Linked DNA regions of Homo sapiens: region 1 is linked to region 2. A link is a loop called in an ENCODE intact Hi-C map of the cell type or tissue named here. Cell type or tissue: PC-3. All regions are shown on one strand. Links, peaks and the distances in the headings refer to the core of each region. The heading gives the core; the rest is flanking DNA.

Region 1 (10,831 bases), core at 2,470-6,469, 120 kb after region 2:
AAAATCCAAAACCTTATATGAGAAAATTTAAGACACCTTTAATGATTGCTGAAGAAAAATATAGACAACAAAAAGAAGAAATTGAAAAACAGAAACAGGAGAGTTCTTACTACAACATTGTTAAAACTCAAAGCCAAAATCAACACATAACAGAGGTGGAAAAGGAAATGCCATTACAAAAAACCAATGAGGAGGTTTCCCTATCTGGAATTGATTCAGAATGCACTGTGGTTCAACCCAGCCCAGGCTCTCAAAGTAATGCTCGGATACTAGGAGTGTGTTCTGATAACCAACTCTCCACAACATCGCCAGAAACAGTCGCTGCCAAGAGGCTCCACCATGTTTTAGCAGCTTCAGAAGACAAAGATAAGATGAAAAAGGAAGTTTTACAAAGCTCAAGGGACATTATGCAATCCAAATCAGCTTGCGAAATTAAACAAAGTCACCAAGAATGTAGTACCCAACAAACACAACAGAAGAAGTATTTGGAGCAGTTGCACTTGCCCCAAAGCAAACCAATTTCCCCAAATTTCAAAGTTAAAACCATCAAACTTCCAACTCTAGATCATACATTAAATGAAACAGACCACAGCTATGAAAGTCATAAACAGCAATCTGAGATTGATGTTCAAACCTTTACCAAAAAACAATATCTGAAAACCAAGAAAACTGAAGCAAGCACTGAATGTAGTCATAAGCAATCTCTGGCTGAAAGACATTATCAGTTACCTAAGAAGGAGAAAAGAGTGACAGTACAATTGCCTACAGAATCCATACAGAAGAACCAGGAAGATAAGCTCAAGATGGTTCCCAGGAAGCAAAGAGAATTTAGCGGATCTGACAGAGGGAAACTTCCAGGAAGTGAAGAAAAAAATCAGGGACCATCAATGATTGGTCGAAAAGAAGAGAGATTAATAACTGAAAGAAAACACGAACATCTGAAGAATAAATCAGCACCAAAGGTCGTCAAGCAAAAGGTTATCGATGCACATCTTGATTCACAGACTCAGAATTTTCAGCAAACACAAATACAGACCGCTGAAAGTAAAGCTGAACATAAAAAATTGCCCCAGCCATATAATAGTCTGCAGGAAGAAAAATGTCTCGAAGTCAAGGGCATACAAGAGAAACAAGTCTTCTCTAATACTAAAGATTCAAAGCAAGAGATTACACAGAACAAATCTTTCTTTTCCTCTGTGAAAGAATCCCAGCGGGATGATGGAAAAGGTGCCTTAAATATAGTGGAATTCTTGAGAAAACGTGAAGAACTGCAACAGATTTTGTCGAGAGTGAAACAGTTTGAAGCAGAGCCAAATAAAAGTGGCCTTAAAACATTTCAGACACTATTAAATACTATCCCAGGATGGCTGATAAGTGAAGATAAGAGAGAATATGCAGTTCACATTGCCATGGAGAATAATTTAGAAAAAGTAAAAGAAGAAATAACACATATTAAAACTCAAGCGGAAGATATGCTTGTGTCCTATGAAAATATAATTCAGACAGCCATGATGTCCTCCAAAACAGGAAAACCGGGAAATAAACCCACTAGTCTTGATGAAACATCATCCAAAGTATCTAATGTTCATGTCAGCAATAATAAAAATAGTGAACAGAAAGAAAATAAAATTGCCAAAGAGAAAACAGTACAGCACCAAGTAGCAGCTCATCATGAAGCAACTGTTCGTAGTCACGTGAAAACCCATCAGGAAATTAAACTTGATGATAGCAACATTCCTCCTCCCTCTTTAAAAACACGCCCACCGTCACCAACTTTTATCACAATAGAATCTACTGCCCGACGAACAGAAAACCCTACTAAGAACGAGCTTTCTCAGTCCCCTAAAAAGGACAGTTATGTTGAACCCCCACCAAGAAGGCCCATGTCGCAAAAATCTGAAATTCACAGAGCAAACACTTCCCCTTCTCCACCCAGGAGTCGCTCTGAACAACTTGTCAGACTCAAAGACACCACTGCAAAGTTATCCAAAGGGGCCATCCCATGTCCAGCAGCAACCCCGGTTCCAATTGTAGAGAAGAGGTCTGAAATCATCATGTCTCCTGCAACACTTCGTCGTCAAATTAAGATAGAAACTCGTGGTAGGGACTCTCCACCTACAATCACAATACCAGTAAATATAAATCATGCTGCTAGTGGTTCCTTCAGAGAATCTGTGGACGCTCAAGAGGAAATCAGGAAAGTGGAGAAGAGAGCTACTTATGTTCATAAAGATGGACTAAATTCCACTGATCACATGGTGCCCGACACTGAAAGTTATGATGCAGTTGAAATCATCCGCAAGGTTGCAGTGCCTCCTCGCCTGTCAGAGCACACACAGAGATATGAAGCGGCCAACCGAACTGTTCAAATGGCTGAAAATTTCGTGAATGACCCTGAAAATGAAATAAACAGATGGTTCAGGGAATTTGAGCATGGCCCAGTTTCTGAAGCAAAGTCAAATAGAAGAGTTTATGCAAAGGGAGAAACAAACCATAACATACAACAAGAAAGTCGTACATTTTGTAAGGAGGAATTTGGATTAACATCTTTAGGAAACACGAGTTTTACAGACTTTTCTTGCAAACATCCTAGAGAACTGCGAGAAAAGATTCCTGTTAAGCAGCCCAGGATCTGCTCTGAAACCAGGTCTCTAAGTGAACATTTCTCAGGCATGGATGCATTTGAGAGTCAAATTGTTGAGTCGAAGATGAAAACCTCTTCATCACATAGCTCAGAAGCTGGCAAATCTGGCTGTGACTTCAAGCATGCCCCACCAACCTATGAGGATGTCATTGCTGGACATATTTTAGATATCTCTGATTCACCTAAAGAAGTAAGAAAAAATTTTCAAAAGACGTGGCAAGAGAGTGGAAGAGTTTTTAAAGGCCTGGGATATGCAACCGCAGATGCTTCTGCAACTGAGATGAGAACCACCTTCCAAGAGGAATCTGCATTTATAAGTGGTAAATGAGCTTGCAATGTGTTAAAGAAGATTAACCATTTAAAGGCATGTGTTCCATAGCCAAAATGATGTACAGTTAAAAAGAGTGCGTGGAAACAACCAAACAATATAACCTAAAACTAACAGCTTCCCATGTATGCTTATAGACTCTTTATATGCTTGCTTTTACAACATTCTTTTCACAAAAGCATAGAGTATGATTTACTTGCACTGTGTGAGAATAACAAATACTATTATACAGATTACTGGGACATATTTGTCAAGGTAAATAAGGCTTTGGATAAAGCAACAGGTATAGCAATAATTTTATTTCATGCAATTATTCTAGACAATAATAAATAATATCCTTTGGCCTAATATTGACATATTTTTAACTGCCAGGTTTAAATGATATTTGCATTGAGTTCAATACAGACTGATAGAAGTCTGAGACACAATTTACATTCTTCATGTGTGCTTTAGTATTTTTATTGATCTGTATCTCTGACAAAAGTGTGGGTGTGGAATTAGACCTTTTATATATTCAACTATTGCTACTGAGTTGGATAGAGTTAGTTTTCTCTGATGCCACATTTTTTTCTAACTGATTTTTTTCGCTTTTCTAAAAAATAAACTAAATCACTGCTCAATCAACCTCATTCACAAATGAGCGTAAACAATGCATTTAAAAATTTTGATTTTATTTGGAAGGAGGGAGGTTTAAATCATATGGACTTAGTACATGATTTTTAACATCAAAGAACAGCTCATTTCCCTACTTCTTGCAATTAATGAGGCTTCATGATAAAAGAATTTTATATAATTAATGTGCATCATTAGTTTAGTCCATTCTTTTAGACAGATTGAAAGAAATAGCAAGCTTAAAAATAAAAACTGCTGAAACTAATAATTATGCCTCCATCATATTTGCAACATATGTGTCTAGTTTATCAGGTTAATATGGTTCTTAATGTGCTTGCTTCTGGCATAATTAAGCAAAGCTGTCTAATTAATTTCAAATACTCAGCTTCTGTTAAGATAGCTCAAAAACACATAGAACATACAAAGAAACTTGTGATAAACATAAAAATGTGTCCTCTACTAGAACCAAATAAGCAAAGGAGTTCACTCAGTGGCCCAGATTGACCATCTAGGCACTAAAGTAGATATAATTATTTGTATAATGGAACCTGAGCATATTTTCTTTTATAAATAACTAATACCAAAGCTTAGTCATTCTCACAGGATCGCTGTGAGGACAAAAAGCAATTCTGAAGTGAAAGTTCTGTGTTAGTTTTAAACCACTATACAAACACTGGTTAGTAATAGAACCACTATTATTCATAGAGGCTAACATTTACAGGAAAGCCACAGGAAGTGAGCATAGGTGCTTTAGAGGAGCAAGAAAAGATGTAGGAAAACTACATAAGCAGATGCGAGAATCCAAAAAGCTCCACAATCTAAAGCCAGTTAGATTGAGGACAAATGACCCTGAGCATTTTACTGTGTTCAGGAGTCTCATTGCATTACAATTAAGAGTTGGTATCTTACAGTCAACTCTAAGTCATCAAGAAAATATTGAAGCAAATACAGTGTCCTTGGCTTAAAAAACATATGTATTTTAGAAAGATCTATCTAAAATGCTTTAAGAAGTAAAAACTTTTGACCAGCTTAGGTACAAGCCTTTATATATAGGGAAAACTCAATTACCTACAATGATAAGTTATCTCAGAGCTCCCCATTGCTGAGTATTTTATATGTATATATATATAAAAAATATACTCACATATATGCACATATATATGTTTGTAATGTACTTATATGTCTAATGAACATATTTTACTCATGTATGTTTTTTTAAATCATAAATGTCTACTCGTACAATCTATAAATGGTAGAAGCACTAGAGTAATGTAGACCATCCTAGCAGACCGTTAAACCTGATGATAGGTTAGTCTCTGTCCAGAGAAACATCATAAGGACAGTAGTCTTAGAGCTTTTCTACTTTAACCGCATGGCCAGTTAATATGTGTTTTTGTTTTGTTATGTTTTTACAATATGATTGAAGATAACACTACAGAAGGCTTTGTAAATTTTTATTTTTAGAAGCTGCTGCTCCAAGACAAGGAAATATGTATACTTTGTCAAAAGACAGTTTATCCAATGGAGTGCCTAGTGGCAGACAAGCAGAATTTTCATAAGTCCTGCTTCCGATGCCACCATTGCAACAGTAAACTAAGGTAAAATGTTTAATTGTCTTTGCCACAAATATTCCAGGAGCTGCACTCTATGTATAGCCTCATATCTCTAGGAGGATGCACATTTTTCCAGATCTTGTTGCTGCGTCAGTTAACACAACCACACAGGGAGATTTGCTCATGTTCTGTGATGTATTTCTGCGACCTTTTTCCTTTAGGAATTTTACTTTTCTAATCAAATCCAAAAGCATCCCTTTTGTCTGAACACAAAAATCACACAGATGAGTAAAATTAAGAGTTACTCTGCAAATCAAGATTTTTAAGTTAGTGTGTTAGTCTAAAGTCTAGACTCCAGATCAGGAGGTAGCACACATTTTCTGTTAAGGTCTAGATCATAAGTAATTTTGGCTTTGCAGGCCGTACTGCTTCTGTCACTACTCAATTTCTATTAGAGAGCAAGAGCAGCCACAGATAACTAAACAAATGGGTGTGGTTGTAAATAAATGGGCTTGGCTGTGTTCCAATAAAACTTCATATACCAAAACAAGTGGTGGGTAGGTTAGAATTTACCTGTCTTTGAGCTAGACTAAGTTTTTAAAAATGAAATTGAAATTTAGAAAAATATCAGTGACAGGTAAGAGAAAAACTCTGTTTTTTCTCTGGAGCAAACAGAAACACCCTATCCACACAGTTAAAATGCATTCATTTTCCAAAACTCTTGAAGTAAATGCATTTAACTGAATGTGACATTTGGTGTGACTGTAGTCTGAGATGCTAAAATTGATTTTTTTTTTTTTTGGCTAAATCTAATGTGCATCTCTCACACTATATTTTTTCTGACTTTAATTGACAATGTCGAACACCCTCATGGCAACATTTTTTTCCCTTGGTTTCCATAACAACAGAGTATAATGGCTTTTCCCCTACTCTTTGTGTGCTCCTTCTCAGGCACCTGTGTGGGGGACTCTCTGTCCATTACCAAGATGTAAGAGGTCCTCACAATTATGTTATGGGAATTTATTCTTCTCAACGTTTCTCTTCTTTCTAGTGAATCACATCCACTCCCATGATTTAAATAATCTATGTGGTAATGACTCTGAAGTCTGTACTGCTAGGCCAAATCTCTCTGTGCATCAGATGCTTATATCTCAATGACTGATATACTTCTCCAATTAGATTTCTCATAAGTACAGCAAACTCAATATGCCCCATTTTCTTCTATCTAAATTCCTTCTTTAACTTACAGTCTTTATGCTACTGTATCAGTAAATGACATTAACATTAACTCAGTGACCAAAGCATGGAGTTATCTTTGGCTCCTTCCTTTCCTTCATTCCCTACATTCAAGCCGTCACCAAGTCCTGCAATTTCTGCCCCATAAATACCTCTTAAGCTATATACTTTTCTCCATTCCCATAGCAAGTATCATCTATTAGCACCACTAATTTCATTATCAAAACATTTAAAAATTACATCTGCCCTCCCCATTTTATAAATTATTGTACCACATCTTCAGTTTCAGATCATATAGCCACTACATACCGTGTTATCTCCCTCTTTGCCCTTATTTCATCTTAGTTTTCAGGTTGCAAGATATTAATGCCCACCACCAATGCTTACCTTGATGTTTCTGCAGTTGTTCTGATATTAAAGCTTGGTTTCTAGTAGACTCTTCTAAACTCTTCATGGAAACAATATTCGTTGAATTCTTACATGCTGATAACAATTTGTCTGTGACCTTTATAACAAAAAGTCAGTTTTGCTGAAATTAAAATCTTTGGCTTATACTTTCATTGTATTCTTTGATACATTATTTTATTTTCTTCTGGCATAAAGTGTTGGAATAGCTTGATAACGATCTAATTTTATTTTCCTTATAAGATGTATATTTTTTCTTAAATATACCCACAGATTTTTTTCTTTTTATTATTTAAAATCTAGCAATTTTACTAGATTAGTTCTTGGCATTGGTCATTCTTCACTAGTGTCAGTTACCCAGTGTGCTCTTTCTGTATGTTGTTGCATGCTTTTTTGTATCAAGAAAGTTTGTTTTAATTATAACTATTTAATATTTAATCTGTTTTATTATATAGTTTTTTCTTCAAGAATTCCTATTATCTATACCTTGAATGTTTTTTGCCTATTTTTATTATCTGTCTCTTTCTCTCAAATTCTTTTCATATTTATTTCTTTCTGATTATTGAAAAAGTTGTTTTCATTCTTCTGTTTCTCTTAAGCCACTTTTTATTGTGTTTATTTGCTCTTGTATTTCTTTTAGTTTAGTTTTGTTGCTGATATTTTTATCTTTTATTTCTATTTTTTCTGATTTCTGGCACCTCACTTATGAGATTTTAAATTCTGATTCATGATGTTCTTTCAGGTCTTTTATCATGTTCTTAATGTCTTTTAATTCATTTTGAAGTCATAGGTTAAATTTTTGATATATTTTTAGGGCATGTTTTTCTGGCATGTTTTCATTATCTACAGGGATATTATAATGCCCTTTGCACTTTTATTTTCTTTTAATAACTTCATATATTATTTACCTTGGTACATTTCTGTTTCTCATTTTTATGTAAAATTAGTTTTCCCAAACCTTAGAAGGATAAAAATCAGGATGGTTTTTCTAACTTCACAGAGCTACCTCTTTTAGTTTTCATATGCTGATCAAGAAAATAAGGCAGCTTGATTTCCAGAATTCCCTGGCTTGGCTCCTCTTCTCCATATTTTTCAGAACCTTCTCTTTCATTTCTGTAATCATTATCCTGCTCAATCTTGATTCTACTCTCCTATTTTTTCTCACTTTGGGATTCTGTTTAAAAGGGGAGCCCAGTTTTAGGAGTTCAACCTCACTAGCCTCTTCAAGTCTTCCTTACCACAGGGACCTTGCACTCATTGTCTATTGGAGATCACAAATCTCCTCAAAGTTTCAGCTGCTGTTCTCTGATTGGCATGTGATACTTTCCAGGAAATATTAGTTGGTTATTTTGTGGTCTCATATTTTCAGGTCCATCAGACATCTTCCTTGCTCCCTCTGCTATCACCAATACAGATGAGACCATCATGCTGGCCTTGTGACTGTTGGTGGTTTCTCCTTAGTTCTTTGTATTTTGATGTTGAGGGGGCTATCTTGTCACTTCATTTAGTTGTAAATGTTCCCCATGGGTTTTAAGTTTTGCTATCTTGTTGATGTATCTGTTTTTATGTGTAGATTCATAGATATTTCGAAAACTATGCTCCTGCCTCTGACTAGAGTTCATTTTAATTTTAAATCACTCAATTTGTTAATCTCCTTAAAGAGGCCACATAAGCAATTGTTAGGCACACCTTCCAGCTCGTTCAAAATCCAGTTAACAAAGAAGCTCATATTGTTGATTTGTATGTGTTTGCTACTCAGGATTTATTGGAAATTACAACGCCTCACATAAATCATTGAATTAGCACAAGTTCAGTCCTATCACTCTGCACCATGTATAACCATATGTGCATTACCCTATAATACCTATTATGCCAATACCTGACACACATCATAAAATTCTAAACACTGCAAGACATACATCATATAAAGTATTGGTGGTAATATTATCTAACAGAAATGTTCAACTAATAGGGCCATTCCCATTGCTAGTAACTTAAGTTTACTAGTCTGTAACTCATTGAAATAATTAATCCCCAATTCCCTATGAACTTACAGTAAATACGAACTGCTAAGTGTTCTTTTTCTTTTTGGCAGTTTGGGAAATTATGCATCACTTCATGGACAAATATACTGTAAACCTCACTTTAAACAACTTTTCAAATCCAAAGGAAATTATGATGAAGGTTTTGGACATAAGCAGCATAAAGATAGATGGAACTGCAAAAACCAAAGCAGATCAGTGGACTTTATTCCTAATGAAGAACCAAATATGTGTAAAAATATTGCAGAAAACACCCTTGTACCTGGAGATCGTAATGAACATTTAGATGCTGGTAACAGTGAAGGGCAAAGGAATGATTTGAGAAAATTAGGGGAAAGGGGAAAATTAAAAGTCATTTGGCCTCCTTCCAAGGAGATCCCTAAGAAAACCTTACCCTTTGAGGAAGAGCTCAAAATGAGTAAACCTAAGTGGCCACCTGAAATGACAACCCTGCTATCCCCTGAATTTAAAAGTGAATCTCTGCTAGAAGATGTTAGAACTCCAGAAAATAAAGGACAAAGACAAGATCACTTTCCATTTTTGCAGCCTTATCTACAGTCCACCCATGTTTGTCAGAAAGAGGATGTTATAGGAATCAAAGAAATGAAAATGCCTGAAGGAAGAAAAGATGAAAAGAAGGAAGGAAGGAAGAATGTGCAAGATAGGCCGAGTGAAGCTGAAGACACAAAGAGTAACAGGAAAAGTGCTATGGATCTTAATGACAACAATAATGTGATTGTGCAGAGTGCTGAAAAGGAGAAAAATGAAAAAACTAACCAAACTAATGGTGCAGAAGTTTTACAGGTTACTAACACTGATGATGAGATGATGCCAGAAAATCATAAAGAAAATTTGAATAAGAATAATAATAACAATTATGTAGCAGTCTCATATCTGAATAATTGCAGGCAGAAGACATCTATTTTAGAATTTCTTGATCTATTACCCTTGTCGAGTGAAGCAAATGACACTGCAAATGAATATGAAATTGAGAAGTTAGAAAATACATCTAGAATCTCAGAGTTACTTGGTATATTTGAATCTGAAAAGACTTATTCGAGGAATGTACTAGCAATGGCTCTGAAGAAACAGACTGACAGAGCAGCTGCTGGCAGTCCTGTGCAGCCTGCTCCAAAACCAAGCCTCAGCAGAGGCCTTATGGTAAAGGGGGGAAGTTCAATCATCTCTCCTGATACAAATCTCTTAAACATTAAAGGAAGCCATTCAAAGAGCAAAAATTTACACTTTTTCTTTTCTAACACCGTGAAAATCACTGCATTTTCCAAGAAAAATGAGAACATTTTCAATTGTGATTTAATAGATTCTGTAGATCAAATTAAAAATATGCCATGCTTGGATTTAAGGGAATTTGGAAAGGATGTTAAACCTTGGCATGTTGAAACAACAGAAGCTGCCCGCAATAATGAAAACACAGGTTTTGATGCTCTGAGCCATGAATGTACAGCTAAGCCTTTGTTTCCCAGAGTGGAGGTGCAGTCAGAACAACTCACGGTGGAAGAGCAGATTAAAAGAAACAGGTGCTACAGTGACACTGAGTAAAATATCTATGGCCACTGACAGTCCACACTTAGGCACTGAGAGATATTGATGTTCTGAAATAAGATTTTATGAATTTGGATACCCTTTTGAGGAACTTGATGTAAACATGGTGTTCAGAAATCTCGTGTCTATCTCAATGGGATATTTCTTGTATTACACCTTGTCATTTTTTTCACAATTTATTTACATCTACTTTTGTTTGAACTGGAATGAAGAGATGAAACACTATGGATATGTTTTCCATTCAAATGGCACTTTAGCATATTGTTCTGTTTTCCTGTAAAACATCATGGGTGTGATTTTTATACTGCTGCTGCTTGTCACAATTATTATAACTTCTCTGTAATTTCCTCTGAAATAAAATTGAATCACCTGAGGTGCAAACCAAAATACTTCTGTAACTTTTTTTGATATATACTGTCATTCTAAGTACATATACTCCTTGTGACTT
Region 2 (10,831 bases), core at 2,759-6,758:
GGTTTCCCTCGTTTACAAGGACATTGATACACAACTTACAGCTTTTCTCTGCCTTCAAGTCCTTCCATTTTCCTGGGACACCATCATGGCCTCTGAGTTCCTAGGTTTCCTCCTATTTAATAACTTTCCCCCTACCCTAGCTTTCATTTTTTGGTCACCGCTGGATCCTAACAAGTTACCCTACTCCCTACAAACTAAAGCAAACATCTCAGTGGCCCCAGTCACCACTCTTTACAATTTGCTTTGCCAAGTATTCACACTAAAAGGGTTCTTTAGTTTCACCAAGATCTCCAGTCTGCTGACCCTTTATCTGTCTTCCAGTTTACCCTTTCTTTTCTTTCTTTCCTTTTAATCCAACTTACATTGCACAGTGTATCATTTCAATCGCTCTCTTAGATCTCTTGGTGGCGACCTAAATTTCCTGTACCTGGTCTCTCCCTGCCCTAACCCCACTCTGCAATAGAAATTTTATTTATATTTTTCCTCACAAAACCGCTCCCTGGCTGAAGTCAGCTATATACTTTCTCATTGCCCAAACTAGAACTATGGAGAGTTTTCTGAATTCGTAAGTAACTATGTAACTTAACAGGCCCTATTGGTAGCCCTGCAGAGTTAATATTACCAACTTCAAATGGGCCCCCAGTGCTGCACTGCCACAGTCATCTTTAGTCATCTCTCTTCCTCCATTCCCCCCATCAATTAAGGTAAACTTTCTTCATTCTCTTCAGATACCCCTATGTTCATTAGACTTTGCATCATAACAGAGAAAATAGACAACTTCTGCCTGGGTTCTTATCTTCAAGCTACCAAGCTTGCAAATCACTTATATCTACATTAATTTGACCCTCCTTCCCCTCAGTGAGAACAGGAACGCTTTCTGTTATGCTACCTTCGGGCTATATTTCTACCCATGCTTTGGGTTCCATCCTCTTGCCCTTCTCAGGAATTTTCCTTCACTGATTGTTATTGCTCTCTTCTATATAGTCAGCACCTCTATCTCATTAAATAATTTGAGTTAGCTTTTCAACATATGCAAAACTCTTCCTTTAAAACAAACAAAACACATCTCTCTCAAGTTACTGCTCTATTCCTCCCATCCACATTAACATTGAAATGTTCAGTAAGTGAGCTCCATTCACCATCTCCCAGTCACTCTCTCACCCACTTCAAATTGCCTTCCAACCTTTGTACTTCCAAGGAAGCAATTTTGCTCAACTGTTGACATCCATGTTGCTCAACTCAAAAGATATATTTAAGTCCTTTTCAAATTAATACTTTCAATACAAGTTCAATATTGTCAAAGATGTTCTTTCCTTCTGATTTTTCTCCTCTGCCATCCATTTAATGTTGGCATTTTTCAAGGCTTGGTTCTGGACTCACTCTCCATCACACTTTATATACTCTCCCCCTAAGCAAGTTCATTCAAGCCTGTTGTTTCAATTACCACGGAAGGCAGATGACTTAAATTAGTTGTTCAGTTTGGACCTCTCCTCTAAGCTCCAGGGCTACACATCCAACTGCCTTTTGGACATCTTGCTACCCAACTCATGATCTATCATCTCCCTCAAACCAGCTTTTATCTGATATTTTGACATCATTTAATAGCTTCACAATCCATTTTGTTGTGCATGCCATAGAGAAAAATTAAATTCTCTCCCATTCTCACTCCCTCTCTCTCTCATTCTCTCTCTCCCCTCCTCTCTCTATCCTTCTCAAACTTCCGATTCAATCCATGACCAAGCTTTGAAAGTTGTATCTCCTAAATGGCTTTCAACTTGGTTCACTTCTGGCCATCTCCATCATCATTCTTTCTTTAAGATCATCATCACTTGCCTGCAGTACTGCTATACTAACTGCTCTTTCCACATGTATTGTAACCTTCTACTCTAACCCAGTCTGGAGTAGTGGCTCTTTACCAGCAGTGACTTTGCTCCCCACATGAGATTTTGCAATGTGCGAACACACTTTTAATAGTTATGACTCCAGAGCTAGGGACAAATGCTCCTGGCATCTAGTGGGTAGAGACCAGGAAGGCTGCCAAACATCCTACCTGCACAGAATAAGGCTCTAATAACAAAGAATTATCTGGTTCAAAATATTAACAGTGACAAGATTTAGAAATCCTGTTCTGGAGTTAGACTGCGCTTTTCACATGGCAGACCTGATTATGTCATGTGTGCATGTGTATACACACACACACACACACACACACACACACACACACACTTAAAAACATTCAATAACTTCCCATTGAGCTAAGACAAAGCAAATATGGTGCTGCAGGCCTTTGTGATCTGCTCCCGGCCTGCCTCTGCAGGCCATCCAGCACCACGTGTTTCCTTTCAGCCTCCCTGCTCCCACCTACTCTATCCTCTGTCCTCCCTCCCAGTCCAGGACATTTGCACATATTGTCTTCACCTGGAAAGCTCTTCACGTAGTTAAGCCCCATTCATTCTTCAAATATCAGCTGAAGGTCGTTTCCCTGGGAGAGCCCTATACAGGGCTCTCTCTCACTGAGTTAATTCCCCCATTAAGACACTCAGCATTAGAGTTGCATGTTTAATACTGACTCCTGGGCTTCGTTACTATTTGCCTCCTTCTCTAGACTGGAAGCCACAAAAGGTGAAAAACATTTCTTTATTTTATTTTAAATAAAATTATACCACCAGTAGTTGGTTGTTGAACATTAGGTGTTCAATGACTAAATCTCTTCCAAGAACATTTGAGAAAACTTAGTCCTAGAAATGGCAAGTGACTTAATCAAGGCCACAAAGCTTATTAGTAGCCAAGGGAGGGCTTGAATCCAACTTTCTTATTGTGAAATGCTGCATTTGTTCCTTCTAAAGTGGTATTGTACGCATTTGTTTAAGCTTCTAGATTTTTACTCAAAGTAAATCTTTTGTGGAAGCACAGTGTATAAAACAGATTACGAGAGATTAAAGCAGATCACTGCTTTGATTGGAGACAGCTCAATTCAGCCTCATCCAAGAAGCTCTTTTACATCTCTACACAGCTGCCTCCTTACCCCTTGCCAGGCCCTGAAGAGCTTGCCTCAGAATGACTTTGATGTGATGACTAGGGCTTGAAAATAAGTCCACTACATTCACATGTAGATTGTTCCTTACTGCCTCCGTACAAGATGCACTCTTGATACTTGTGAATTCCAAAATGAGAATACCAATATAGTATAAGTTAATGTCATCACCAGCTGAAATTTAATCAAATCACATTTCCATGTAGGTATATGAAACAGAAATTATTCCTTAATATCATCAGTCTGAGTCCATGGACCATGTTCAGTATTCCACCTTTTACCAAAACATAAATTTTCCTAACAAAAATCACAACTTTGTAGGGATCTGCACCTTCTATTTATCTCATCTTGTTTTTGCCAATGCTAGCAGTTGGATTAAATTGCTGAAACAAAACAAGCAAACATACTGCGTTCATGTCATAGCAGTCACCTTCCAGGACAGTGGAGAGGACACCAGAATGAACTGAGATAAGGATGTTATACTCGTGCCACATGTAATGGCATGTCTGACACTGTGTCTCAACAGCATGATACCTCACTACAAGTTATGAACATATGGATTTTTTGTAATAGTTGGAAACACATGTTAAAGGGAATGCCCTGAAAAAAATGACAAGTTCTTTTTCTCTATTTTTCTCCTGCAATTGTTTTTAGCTTCAGTTAAAGTTCACTCTAATGAAGACAGCATACATCATATATTTTGGGAGTATCCAAAGATGATATGATTACCAGATAACAATATTTCTAGTGATTTTATATATATGTGTATATATGTGTATATACACACATTTGTAATAAATGTATGTACACACATATACATAGTGAATATATTCATATATATGAATATATATTCATGTATATTCATGTGTATATGTATATTATATATTTGTGTGAATATATATCTTCACATATACTTATGTACATGTGATATATGTATATATATATTTACGTGTGTGTATATATCTTCATATATACTTGTTATGTACATGTGATGTATGTATATATATATTTACATGTGTGTATATATTATATATAAATTGAAAAGCTTTTCTTTTCTAACCATAGCAAAGACATAGAAAATGTATCTACTCTAAGAATGTTTCGAAGCTTTTAGCTGTCTCTCAAACTTGACTCACTCATGTCTGTGTACTTAAGAGGTAACAAAAGTGAAAAACAATTACTGACATCATTATCTGAATGGCTGCTTAGAGAAATACAATAGTGCCTTCTTATCCATGGGGGTCATGTTACAAGGCCCTTAGTGGATGCCTAAAACCACATATAGTACCGAACCCTACATATACTCTGTCTTTTCCTAAATATATGTATACCTATAATAAAGTTTAACTTTTAAATTCAGCACAGTAAGAGATTCACAACAATAACTCATAATAAAATAGACTAACTAAAACACTATGCTGTAATAAAAGTTAAATAAGAGTGATTTGACCACAAGCACTGCAATACTACGATAGTCCATCTGATAACCAAGACAGCTTCTAAGTGAATCACGGTGGGTAGTATGGACAAACAAACTGATGATTCACGTCCTGGGCAGATGGAGTGATCCTCAGATCAGCATGCAATTTAAAATTTATGAATGGTTTATTTCTGGAATTTTTCATTTCATATTGTGGACCGCAGGTAAATAAAACTGCAGAAACCAAACCTACAGTTACAGGGAAGACTACTGTGTGACCTCCTGTATGAAAATCTTTAACTTATGTGTAGCTGTTGAAAACATTTTCAACATATTACTTGACATATTTAAAACTAGACTTTTGCTTCTTGAACTGTCTTGAGTCATTTACTTACTTTTTGCAATGTTTTTATTCAAAATATTTAGTCTACTTGGCTGGTTTGTTTTATTTGATTACATTACTTGGCCTATACAATAAGGAATCTGTATATTCCTTATTGGCCTATACAATAAGGAATGCTAGACTTTCTATGTTGGAAATATCCTTTATATTTCCTTTCTTTGGGAATCTTTTATCTCTTCACCTTTAAATTACTATCTGAAGAAGTAATTTCATAATCTTTATGAATCGAAAAACTGTATTCAATGTATGCTGGCTGAATGGGCTTGTAATTTGGGAACTCTATAATTGCTAAGGTTATCATTACAGGGTGAACATGACATTAAACTCATTTCCTTCTGTCTTCAGCATATAATGTTTTTACATTGCCATTTTTTGAAAGTCCCTCATCAACATTTCTCAGGCCTAGAAAGTTGCATCCATTAACATATATTATGTTGTATTGTGACCCTTATTTCCACTCTCTCTCTTTTATGAGAGAAAAAAACACACACACATGAAAGGAAGGCTAATTCAGAAGTGGAACCAGTGGCAGAAAAGTAAACTAAGCGTTCAGATATATGTTTGCAGTTCTTGGCAAAGTTATCAACATTTTACCTGAAGCATATTGAAAACATCCCTCATGACAGAAATCCCTCCCTCTTTCATTTCTGCCTTCTAACCCCCCTAAAAAACACATCTGTTTCCTACTGATAGCTTTTAACATACAACCCTTTAATGTCTTGTAACAGGAAGTGGAAATTGAGCGAAGTTTGTGCTCGCCAGCTTTTAAGAGTCACCCTGGGAGCCAGCTGGAGGATTCTGTGAAAGATTCAGACAAGAAAGGCAAGGAAACATCTTTTGACAAGATGTCACCTGAAAGTGGTCACAGCCGCATCTTTGAAGGTTAGCATAACATTTTGATATGCTTTCTTGACATCATACCTTGTACAACATGAGTGGTTAATAAATAAAATATATGAGGGGTTTGTTTAAAAATTAGTAAGGAAAATAATGACTGCATATAGTTTAGGAAATACAATTTAGGAAAAATAGAGGTGTTTATAAATGCTTCTATCCTTATTATATTTTAATTAGATTTTTAAAACTAAATAGAATATATTTTAATTGACTATAAACCAGTACAACAAGCATTTTCAGTATTAGAGGTTTGAAACAATGCACTTGACCATAATCTGACTTTAACTTTTGTGAAAATAAAAGGAAAACATACTTGTCTTTCTGTCTGTGGGTAACAAAAGAATAAACTAGGAGTAACTATCAGTAGCAAAATAAAAAAATAAATAAGATGCCTTAAGCATCTCCTTTTCAGACAATTAAACTAAACTTGCATAATGAATTTGGAATACAAAGTGACATAAGAGTGTTACATTTTAGACAGAACCTCATAAATTTGATTAATGCTTCACAAATATCATTAAAAAGTTAATAGCTCGTATGTTAGAAATCACACTATTAATATTATTTTCAACAATGACAGACATGAAAAATATAAATAACTTATTGGAAAATACAGATCTTATTTATCATTTCTGATTAGGCACATTCTGGATTTTTCCTCTTTAGCCAAATAATGTCTATTGTAGTATTTGTGGTGTTTGTTAAAGATCATAATTAGTACAAATTTTAAGATATCGTTTGGAATATTTGTAGCAAACTGTCAAGTCACCAGTCCATGTGAGCAATGTGGAAAGTCTTTGGAATATTACAGTTCACAGTTTGGGAAAGCAAATGGTACTCTGCTTTAAAACTTTGTTATTGAAAGTGCTGTTTGCGAATCAGCACGTCAGCATCACCTGGAGGCTTATTAGAAATGCAGAACCTTCGGCCTCACATCAGTTCTACTAAATCAGAATCTGCATTGTAACAGGATCCTCAAATGATTCATGTGCACATTAAAGTTTGAGAAGCTGTACACTGTGACAGAACAGACTGGTCTTCAGGGGAATTTACATATGGTTCAGCCCATTCTGATTCCGTTTGGTTTAAGGATGTAATTTGGAGTGGGAGGCAGGTGTAGGAACAGTCAAGGGGAGTTTGCTAATGATGGACTGGGCATGGATTTCTAAATACATGTAAATTGAGATTTCAATCTCTTTTTCACTTTCAATTCATTTTGGTATGCCCAATTAATATCCTAATATGATTAGTATCAGTCTTGAGGAATTTACTCCACATATTTCTGGCCTGTGATTAAACTTTATGTGCACTTGGCTGAATGCAAAAGAATTAGATTAGCAGAGGCCAAGGAAAAAGAAGCTTTAAGGAATGATTTATATTCTGATGATGCTTGCCTGTGGAGAGCTTAGCATAGGGAGGCAAAAATGAGTTTGGCAAACTGATCGAAGTTACATGAGATAATTAACTCCACTCATCACATCTTACTTCTCCTCATCTGTGTTTTCTTTGATTTCCATGCAAAGGTTTTCAAAGGCCTTTTTATGTTAAAAGCTTAGAAAAAGTATTCTGGAGTGTAACCACTATTTACTGTCAAGATATGACTGAAATTTAAAAGTAACCTCAAATACACATTTCCAGGTACATTGACAATAACAAGAAGTAAACTTCCAAACACAAGGTGGGAAAATTGCATCTGCAAGGTGGATGAACATAGCAGCAATTTTAATTTCATTTTATCTGTATATTGCACAAGAACTCTAATTCCTACGTAGCAATACATTTAAAAGAAACAAAATTCTTTCATTATGGGATCCTTTTCGTTCTTTCATGGGGCCCCAAATTTCTATCTCTGTTGGGACAAGAATGAACTATTTTAATACTTAATTTAGTTAACTTGGACAGCATGCAAGTTAAACTGGACAAAACCTACAAACCAAGAGCATTTTGATATTGCTGTTTTGCTGTAAATATTTATTTTATTCCAAAAAGATAAACACATGTTTCTAAATAAAGTGTGATAACTGAAAGATTTCAGAATTTATACAATTATATGAGTGACTGTGACAGCCTTATACATTAAACATCTTAACTAGCCGCAAGAGTTTCATATTGAGGCAGTATTTATTTGTAGTAATATGAAAAACAGTAGATTTTTAAAATTACACTTATAAAAGATAATTTAAGTGCAGCTACCTAATATCCTGCATATTTAAAATTTAGTAAACAGTGTGAATTGATAACTCCATTCCAGGACTGAGGACTAGCAATGCCTGTCAGTTTGGTTCCACTCCAATATCCTCAATGGCAGAACCAGAACAGCACAGAAAGGTGCTATGATTTTCCCCAGCCTCTCTTTTTATGCCTGATGATACACTCCCAGGTTCCCAGTTTGTGGACAATTGCTCTCACCACGTCTATTTTATTTGCTCCTTTTCCTCACTTATGTATTGGTGTCAAATAAACCATAGTGCTCCCGTGTGCATGTTGGTGCATTCCATTCACATTTTCTTGGAGATACACTCTAACAGTTGTTAAAATGATTCTAGGAAGACTTAGACCATATGTCATTAAATGTCAAGCATAGCAAATCCATAATTTGACAAATTTGGGTAATTTGATAATAGATGGGATATGAAAGAAAACAAATCAATCAGTGTAAATGATTTGATTAATTGTATTATACTAATATAAAAATCTGATTCGTTGGGCTGGGCACAGTGACTCATGCCTGTAATCCCAGCATTTTGGGAGGCCAAGGCGGGCGAATCACCTAGGGTCAGGAGTTTGAGACCAGCCCCGACCAACATGGTGAAACCCCATCTCTACTAAAAATACAAAAATTAGCTGGGCATGATAGTGGGTGCCTGTAATCTCAGCTACTCGGGAGGCTGAGGCAGGAGAATCACTTGAACCTGGCAGGTGGAGGCTTCAGTGAGCCGAGATGGCGCCACTGCACTCCAGGCTGGCCAACAGAGCGAGACTCTGTCTCAAAAAATATATATATATGCATATATATACGTACGTATATATATGCATATATATATATATGATTTGTTGAATTTCTTTTAGATATTTTAAGACCAGTAAGCTAGAAAGTGAATACTGGAAGTCTTAGGTACTGGTGTTTGATCTAGATGTATGTAGAATTGAAAAATATACTCTTCCTGCTGAAAAACTCTGGATCAAGGAATGCTTCAAATATCAGAATTGAATGGGTCATGTTCATCAGATTTATATGACTTGGAGTTTTTTAATATGACAATTGCCTGCCCTTCACTTTTATTCTCTAACTCATAATTTTAATTTTAATCTTCTAAGTCATCAACATGTAAAATGTCAAAAGATAAAATATATATTCAAAGTCACTTTTTCCAGGCTTTTGCAATAAACCTTGGAAATTACCTGCTGTATTTCTCTTTTTATTCTGCTCCATTAAAACTAAATTCATTCTTTATTCTTATAATGGCCATTCATCTCCTCTGACGGGTTTTACAAAACAAACTGAGACTTCTGTTCTTTCAGTTTTCTACTGCTCTTTACGTGAGGGGATCCTTCCAGTCATTAATGTTTCTAAAATACTGTAGTATGTATATGTATTTGTGTGATTGTCATTTACATATCTTATTTTTTGTTTAAAATCAGACATTTTAGAGTAATGACGTCCAATAGAAACTTCTGTGATAATGATAATAGAAGTGTCCTATATCTGTGCGGTCCAATATGGTAACCACTAGCCACATGTAGCTATTATGCAATTAAAAAGTAGCTAGTGCAACTGACCAACATAATTGCTAATTTCATTGAATTTTAAGTAATGTTCATGTAAATCGTCATGATATTGGAAGCTGACATTCGTCCAATGAGCTGTCTACCGTTTTCATAAGAGTTGATCCAGATGCTAATTATTCATTTTAAGTGATCCTCTATCTGCCAATTTACCTTTATTAAAATGTATGTGGATAAGGAGAAAGTTCATGTTGGCAAAATAGATAAAAGGCAAATAGCAATAATTCACATATTAAAAACTTGTCTTCGAGAACTAGGGATGATCTCCTCTCTTTAGTATTTTCTGGTGATAAAATTAAGAAAAATATAATTTCAACTGTGTTCCCTTTTCAATGTGCTGATAAAGCAATAGTTTTATCATAGAAACAGAAATACTACTGTGAGGCTTTGCATTCTTTTTTCCATAACATCTTTTCTAGAGCTTAATTGTCTTGGAAATATGAATCCCCTCAGGTCAGAAGCAAACCTTTGTCTAAATACCTAAGATTAACAAAGTTAAATGAAATGGTGCAACAGGCTACTTTAAAATTAACAGCACCATTTCTTTATTAAAACAGGGCTTCTTTGGAAACTTCGGAGTAAATCAGACATTTAGTCACAGAGTAGTTCCAGCTAACACCATCGACACCATTTGTTTTGCTCTGCCTGAACTGTCCCCTCTAACGAGACTCAGAGGACAGGCTTTTATAACTGGTCTCTGGATACACGATGGTGGACCCAGGACTCCCAGCACCGGCTTCTGCTTCCGGACTTGCTTCCCTACCTACTGTACCTTATTTCATGCCCCAAATAATGTTATTTTAGTTCATACAGGAGACATTTCATTAGGAAAAATATTGTCAGTGGATCACCATCTAAAACAATTCTGTGGTGATGGCCTTTGTAAAATAAAGAATCCATTTTTTGTATCAGTAATCATCTCTAATTGATCTGCTTACCCAATTAAGTGTTTCTCTTTCTTACAGTCAGATCCACCTGCAGATTTTTGATGACTCCCACATGTTCCTTTTAGTCACTATTACAGTCAGTGAGTCAAAACACATTCCAGAGTTAAGTCATGGCCCAGTAAGAAGGGGCAGCTGGGAGTTTGCTATTCTGAGGACTGTGTAATGAAAGGTCTATTCATGAGGTCGTTCACGTGGTAACTATAAATCAGCACCTTGGAATGCTGGAAAATTTCCAAAATCCCAGGAACTCATTTTGAGCTTGCACGCGGTCATATTTAATTTTAAAACATGAGGCCATTGAAGAAAGATAACAACAAATTTAAGTATACCTTTAAAAAATCATT

What was found. A loop is a pair of places that touch in the nucleus more often than their neighbours do. Peaks named below come from ENCODE experiments on the same cell type or tissue, not always from the same donor. Only the 100,000 strongest peaks of a DNase experiment are listed, where the experiment ranks them.
Region 1: a loop joins it to region 2, with 8 times the contacts of the local background. A loop is called at or near these places in 1 of 110 quality-filtered maps.

The regions. Positions count from the first base shown.
Region 1 is chr2:167,248,984-167,259,814 of GRCh38, forward strand. It overlaps XIRP2 (xin actin binding repeat containing 2), which reads left to right. Exons shown (of 11, transcript NM_152381.6): 9 at 1-2,964; 10 at 5,049-5,182; 11 at 8,874-10,770. The coding sequence ends at 5,143. Among named protein-coding and RNA genes, the nearest start is that of B3GALT1, 39 kb to the right of the region's middle. In PC-3, for the core only: no CTCF peak of the experiment used is centred there; a DNase peak (open chromatin) is centred at 4,238; H3K27ac peaks cover 912 bases.
Region 2 is chr2:167,130,324-167,141,154 of GRCh38, forward strand. It overlaps XIRP2 (xin actin binding repeat containing 2), which reads left to right. Exons shown (of 11, transcript NM_152381.6): 3 at 5,586-5,739. It overlaps XIRP2-AS1 (XIRP2 antisense RNA 1), which reads right to left and starts at 10,632. Exons shown (of 2, transcript NR_046665.1): 1 at 10,479-10,632. RefSeq lists an enhancer at 9,969-10,831. In PC-3, for the core only: no CTCF peak of the experiment used is centred there; DNase peaks (open chromatin) are centred at 4,238, 4,568 and 6,758; H3K4me3 peaks cover 800 bases; H3K27ac peaks cover 3,930 bases.